2 separate regions of the Homo sapiens genome follow, and region 2 is linked to region 1. A link is a contact called in ENCODE Hi-C data. All regions are on one chromosome and are shown on one strand. The core of a region is the stretch at or near the end of the contact, and the rest is flanking DNA. Distances in the headings are between cores, read along the strand shown. Region 1 overlaps P2RY8 (P2Y receptor family member 8). Region 2 has its middle 18 kb from the start of P2RY8.

The links. A loop is a pair of places that touch in the nucleus more often than their neighbours do. Pooled maps may share reads with other maps.
Region 2: a pooled map shows a loop between it and region 1 (1.8-fold over the local background). The contact joins two enhancer-like sites. A Hi-C loop is called at or near these places in 2 of 168 maps with a recorded cell type or tissue (heart left ventricle and testis) and 8 of 50 pooled maps.

What each region holds. Positions count from the first base shown.
Region 1 is chrX:1,470,600-1,473,907 of GRCh38, forward strand. All of the region lies in intron 1 of P2RY8 (P2Y receptor family member 8), which reads right to left. Among named protein-coding and RNA genes, the nearest start is that of ASMTL, 19 kb to the left of the region's middle. Within about 2 kb of position 1,317, at least 6 of the 41 ENCODE cell types and tissues checked have a DNase peak (open chromatin) inside an H3K27ac peak, as active enhancers do.
Region 2 is chrX:1,553,456-1,556,642 of GRCh38, forward strand. No RefSeq gene overlaps it. Among named protein-coding and RNA genes, the nearest start is that of P2RY8, 18 kb to the left of the region's middle. Within about 2 kb of position 1,601, at least 7 of the 41 ENCODE cell types and tissues checked have a DNase peak (open chromatin) inside an H3K27ac peak, as active enhancers do.

The DNA.
Region 1 (3,308 bases), core at 67-2,566:
CTGCTTCCTGTCTCTGTGGATCTGCCTATTCTAGATATTTTATAAGAATAAAATTCTACAATATGTGGTCTTTTGTGTCTAGCTTCTGTCACTGAGCCAGGGGTCTTCAAAGTTCATCCACGCTGCAGCCTGGGTCAGAGCTTGAGTCCTTTCAGTGGGTGCATAATAGTCTACTGTGTGGATAGACCACATTCTGTTTATTCATTCTCCTGTGGATGGACATTTTTGTTCTTTCTGATTTTTTTTTTTTTTTTTGAGATGGAGTCTTGCTCTGTTGCCCAGGCTGGAGTGTAGTGGTGCGATCTTGGCTCAGTGCAACCTCCGCCTCCTGGGTTCAAGCAATTCTCCTGCCTCAGCCTCCCAAGTAGCTGGGGCTACAGGAACCTGCCACCACGCCTGGCTAATTTTTTTGTAATTTTTTTTTTGAGAGGGAGTTTCGCTCTTTTTGCCCAGGCTGGAGTGCAATGGTGTGATCTCGGCTCTCGGCAACCTCCGCTTCCCCGGTTCAAGCAATTTTCCTGCCTCAGCCTCTGGAGTAGCTGGGACTACAGGCATGCATCACCGCACCCAGCTAATTTTTGTATTTTTAGTAGAGACAGGGTTTCACCATGTTGGCCAGGCTGGTTGTGAACTGCTGACCTCAGGTGATCCACCCTCCTCAGTCTCCCAAAGTGCTGGGACTACAGACGTGAGCCACCGCGCCCAGCCCATTTTTTTTTTTTTTTTTTTTTTGTAATTTTAGTAACGACGGGGTTTCATCATGTTGGCCAGGCTGGTCTCAAACTCCTGACCTCTGATGTATGATCCACCCTCCTCGGCCTCCCAAAGTGCTGGGATTACAGGCACGAGCCATCACACCCAGCCCATTTTTTTTTTTTAATAATTTTAGTAGCGACAAGCTTTCATCATGTTGGCCAGGCTGGTCTCAAACTCCTGACCTCCCATGATCTGCCCGCCTCGGCCTCCCAAAGTGCTGGGATGACAGGTGTGAGCCACCGCGCCTGGCGTGTTCCTGATTCTTGGCTATTGTGCATAAAGCTGCTCTTCCCTCATTCCCAGCCCTGGGAACCCCTTTCTAAAGGGTTCAGATGCTGAGTGCAGTGATCACTACAGTCTTGTTCCGGGTGGACCTTACAGGGTTGGGATGAGAAATAGACAAAAGGCATCTCCTCGTGGGCAGCAGGGATTGCATGCCGGTGACAGACCCTTTTTTGCCAGCTATTGTCTTCTGGCTATAACCACCCCTCTTTCCTGAGTGCTGGGGGCTGTCCCAGCTGTTGAACACACAGGGGAGTGAGAGGCCCCAGCCCTAAGGAACCACAAGCCAGCCCCGTGCTTGTCGTCTGCTCTCCTTTCTGTTTTCTGGGGGTGTTTGCACCACCCAGTTTGTGGTTCTTTTGATAGGGCTGCCTCAGGAGGCCCTCAACCCCAAAGACAGCAAATGGCACTCTGTTGGAGCTGTGGATTTGGAAGACAAAACAGACGCTGGCTTCAATTACCTACTTTGATTACGTAGAAGGAAGTTGTCGTGGGCCACACCCTGGCTGATACTCTCGGTATTATGGCCATTTCTTACTTAGAAATAGGGTCTGCGTCTATGTCATTAGTGAAGTCAAAATGTGGTCATAATAGAGTAGGGAGAGGCCCTAATAAAATTCACTGGCGTCCTTAGGAGAAAGAGAAATTTAGGCACAGACACAGAGAGAAGGCATGGAAAGATGAAGACAGAGACGAGAGTGGATGGATGGGTAGATGGATGAATAAATGGATGGATGGGTGGGTGGATGGATGGGTAGATGCATAGATGGGTGGATGAATGGGTACATGGGTGGGTGGATGGATGGATGGGTGGGTGAGTGGATGAGTGCATGGGTGGGCAGATGGGTGGGTGGATGGATGGGTGGATGGGTGGGTGGGTGGGAGGGTGGGTGTGCGGATGAATGGTAGGTGGGTTTGTGAATGGGTGGGTAGGTGGGTGAGTGGGTGGATGGCTGGATCAGTGTTTAGATAGGATGTGTGGGTGGATGAATGGATGGGTTGATGGGTAGATGGATGGGAGGATGTATGGATGAATGCATGGATGGGTGGATGGGTGGGAGGGTGGATGTGTGGATGAATGGTGGGTGGGTGGGTGGATGTGTGGATGGATAGATCAGTGTTTAGGTGGATAGATGTGTGGGTGGATGAATTGATGGGTTGATGGGTAGATGGATGGGTGGATGTATAGATGAGTAGGTGGATGGGTGGGTGGATGGATGAGTGGCTAGATGGATGAGTGGGTGGATGGGTTGGTGGATGGATGATGAATGGATGTGGATGGGTAGATGGATGGGCGGGTGAGTGGATGAGTGCATGGGTGGGCGGATGGGTGGGTGGATGGATGGGGGTGGGTGGGAGGGTGGATGGGTGGATGAATGGTAGGTGGGTTTGTGAATGGGTGAGTGGGTGGGTGGATGGGTGGATGGATGGATTAGTGTTTAGATAACTGGAAGTGTGGGTGGATGAATTGATGGGTTGATGGGTAGATGGATGGGTGGATGGATGGGTGGGTGGATGGATAGATGAGTAGGTAGATGGATGGGTGGATGGATGGGTGGGTGGATGGATAGATGAGTAGGTAGATGGATAGATGAGTAGGTAGATGGGTGCGTGGACGGATGGGTGAATAGATGGATGAGTGGGTGGATGGGGGGTTGGATGGATGATGAATGGATGGGGATGGGTAGATGGATGCATGGGTGGATGAATGGTGGATGGGTTTCTGAATGGGTGAGTGGGTGGGTGGGTGGATGGGTGGGTGGATGGATCAGTGTTTAGATAGATGGATGTGTGGGTGGATGAATGGATGAGTTGATGGGTAGATGGATGGGTGGATGTATGGATGAGTAGGTGGATGACTGGGTGAATGGATGGATGCATGGATGGGTGGATGGATGGGTGGGTGGGTGGATGAATGGTAGGTGGGTTTGTGAATGGGTGGGTAGGTGGGTGAATGGGTGGATTGATGGATCAGTGTTTAGATAGGTGGATGTGTGGGTGGATGAATGGATGGATTGATGGGTAGATGGATGGGTGGATGTATAGATGAGTAGGTGGATGTATGGGTGGATAGATGGATGACTGGGTGGATGGGTGGGTGGATGGATGATGAATGGATGGGGATGGGTAGATGGATGGGTGGGTGGATGAATGGTGGGTGGGTTTGTGAATGGGTGAGTGGGTGGGTGGGTGGATGGGTGGATGGATGGATCAGTGTTTAGATAGGTGGATATGTGGGTGGATGCATTGATGGTTGATGGGTAGATGGA
Region 2 (3,187 bases), core at 351-2,850, 83 kb after region 1:
CAGCTTACTGCAAGCTCCGCCTTCCAGGTTTACGCCATTCTCCTGCCTCAGCCTCCTGAGTAGCTGGGACTACAGGCGCCCGCCACCATCCCCGGCTAATTTTTTGTATTTTTTATTTTTAGTAGAGACGGGGTTTCACCGTGTTAGCCAGGATGGTCTCGATCTCCTGACCTCGTGATCTGCCAGCCTCGACCTCCCAAAGTGCTGGGATGACAGGCGTGAGCCACTGCGCCTGGCAAATGTCTGTTGTTTCTAAGCCACCGAGGCTATGGTATTCTGCTATAGCAACGCAAACGGACTAAGACATCATCCTGAAACATGAAACTTCCAGCCCCAGGGAATGGGTGAAAGATGTTTACTTACTCAAGGTTTGTAACCCGCCACAACTCCCATGATGAAATCCTCAGTCCCCAAGGCAATGGTATTTGGAGGTGAGGACTTTGGGAGGTGATGAGGTCATGCAGGTGGAGTGTTATGAGTAGGATTTGTGCCCTTATAAAAGGGACCCCAGGCCGGGTGCGGTGGCTCACGCCTGTCATCCCAGCACTTTGGGAGGCCGAGGCGGGCGGATCACGAGGTCAGGAGTTCCACAGCAGCCTGGCCAACATGGTGAAACCCCATCTCTACAAAAAAATACAACAATTAGCCAGGGCCAGGAGTGGTGGTGGGTGCCTGCAATCCCAGCTCCTCGGGAGGCTGACGCTCACGCCTGTCATCCCAGCACTTTGGGAGGCTGAGGTGGGTGGATCACAAGGTCGGGAGTTTGAGAGCAGCCTGGCCAACATGGCGAAACCCCATCTCTACTAAAAATACAAAAAACATTAGCGGGGCATGGTGGCGGGCACCTGTAATCCCAGCTCCTCGGGAGGCTGAGGCAGGAGAATCGCTTGAACCCGGGAGGCGGAGGTTGCAGTGAGCTGAGATCGCGCCACTGCACTCCAGCCTCAGTGACAGAGCGAGACTCCATCTCAAAAAACAAAAACAACAACAAAATAAAATAAAATAAAATGGACCCCAGAGAGCTCCCTCACCCCTTCCAACACCATGTGAGACACAGCAAGAAGGCGCTGTCTATAGATCAGGAAGCCACTGGTTCATAGACCACCAGACACTGAATCTGCCACACCTTAACCTTGGACTTCCAGCCTCCAGAACCATGAGACATAGATGCCTGCTGTTGAGAAGGCCCCCAGCCTATGGTATTTCACGATAGCAACACATACGAACTAAGACACTCTCCTGAAATATGAAGGTTCCAGCCCCAGCAAATGAGGGAAAGGAAAGAGTCATCCACGTCCAGGGAGGGTCAGGGTTGAAGCTGATGCTACCAGGGCCCTCTTGAGTTGGCGTTTAGGGCCAGATGCCGTGCGTAGAGAATGTGTACGGGGGAATGGAGACGGCCACCGTTTCTCATCTGTGCCGTAAAGTCCCAGGCACTCGGGCCGTCCTGGGACCCAGTGCCTGGCAAACATACTTCAGGATGGCTTTCACGGGAACCCTGTGAAACTCTGCCGGGGCTGTGTAGCCACCGCCTTTCACTTCTCATGAGGCTTTCCTGAGTAACCCAGTTGTCTCTCTGGCTGTTGGCAGCCCTGGGGAGGTCTGTTGTTGACTGCAAAGGTGGTACGGGAAGAGGAAGTACCACACCCTCCAACTTTCTGCATCGCGAACCCTATCTGACCCTCCTCATCTAGGGGTGCTGTTTTTCTGCAGAAGTTGGCACTACAGTCTTGAAGAAAACAAAACAAAACAAAACACCAAAGTACTGGCTACAGGAAGCCCAGGCTACCAATTTCATTTCCTTATAATCTCAGTTCTGGGGTCTTGATTTGAACATGATGCTCCAGTGTCAGGAAGGGGTCAAAAAAGGGAAGCATGTCTGTGACCTTCAACTCAGGAGGAAAACACTTTATGGTTGTTTCTTCTTTTTAAATTAAATCTATCGAGAGGCAGAACCACTGAGGAATATGCATAGCAGCACACAATAGCCGAAAGGTGGAAACAACTCAAATATCCATGCACACACGGGAGTGGATATGCAGGATAAATCCATGCAATGGAGTACTACACAGCCATGCAATGGAACACTACGCAGCCATGAAAATGGGATACTATGCACCCTTGAAAAAGGAATGAGGTTCTGACGCAGGCTGCCGCATGGATGAACCTTAGGACATCATGCTCAGTGAGAGAAGCCAGACACAGAAGGACACACTTTGTAGGATTCCATTTCTATGAAATGTCCAGAACAGGCAGATCCATACAAATAGAAAGTGGATTTGTGGTTGTGAGGGGCTGGGGAGTGAGGATTGGGAATTCATGCTTAATGGGTACAGAGTGTCCTTTTAGGTGATGAGAATGTTGGCAGTGATCGTTGTGCAATCTTCTGAATGTGGTAAATGCCACTGAATCACACTCTTCAAAATGGTTAATTTTGGCCGGGCGCGGTGGCTCACGCCTGTAATCCCAGCACTTTGGGAGGCCGAGGCGGGCAGATCACGAGGTCAGGAGATCAAGACCACCCTGACTAACATGGTGAAACCCCGTCTCTACTAAAAATACAAAAAATTAGCCATGCGTGGTGGGGCACACCTGTAGTCCCAGCTACTCGGGAGGCTGAGGCAGGAGAATGGCGTGAACCTAGGAAGCGGAGGTTGCAGAGAGCCGAGATCGCACCACTGCACTCCCGCCTGGGCAACAGTGCGAGACTCCGTCTCAAATAAAATAAAATAAATAAAATAAAATGGTTAATTTTATGTTCTGTGAATTTTACCAAAAGAAAAAAAAATGGTCGGGCATGGTGGCTCACATCTGTAATCTCAGAAGTTTAGAAGGTTTAGGTAGGAAAACTGTTTGAGCCCAGGAGTTTGAGACCACCCTGCACAATATAGCCAGACCCCATCTCTACAAGATTTTTTTTAAAAAAATAAGCCAGGCATCACGCCTGTAATCCCAGCACTTTGGGATGCCAAGGTGGGTGGATCACGCGGTCAGGAGATTGAGACCATCCTGGCTAAGGTGAAACTTCGTCTCTACTAAATATACAAAAAATTAGCCGGGCGTGGTGGCGGATGTCTGTAGTCCCAGCTACAACCTCACTGCAACCTCCATCTCCTGGATTCAAGCGATTCTCCTGCCTCAGCCTCCCAAGTAGCTGGGATTATAGGTGTGCACCACCATGCCCAAC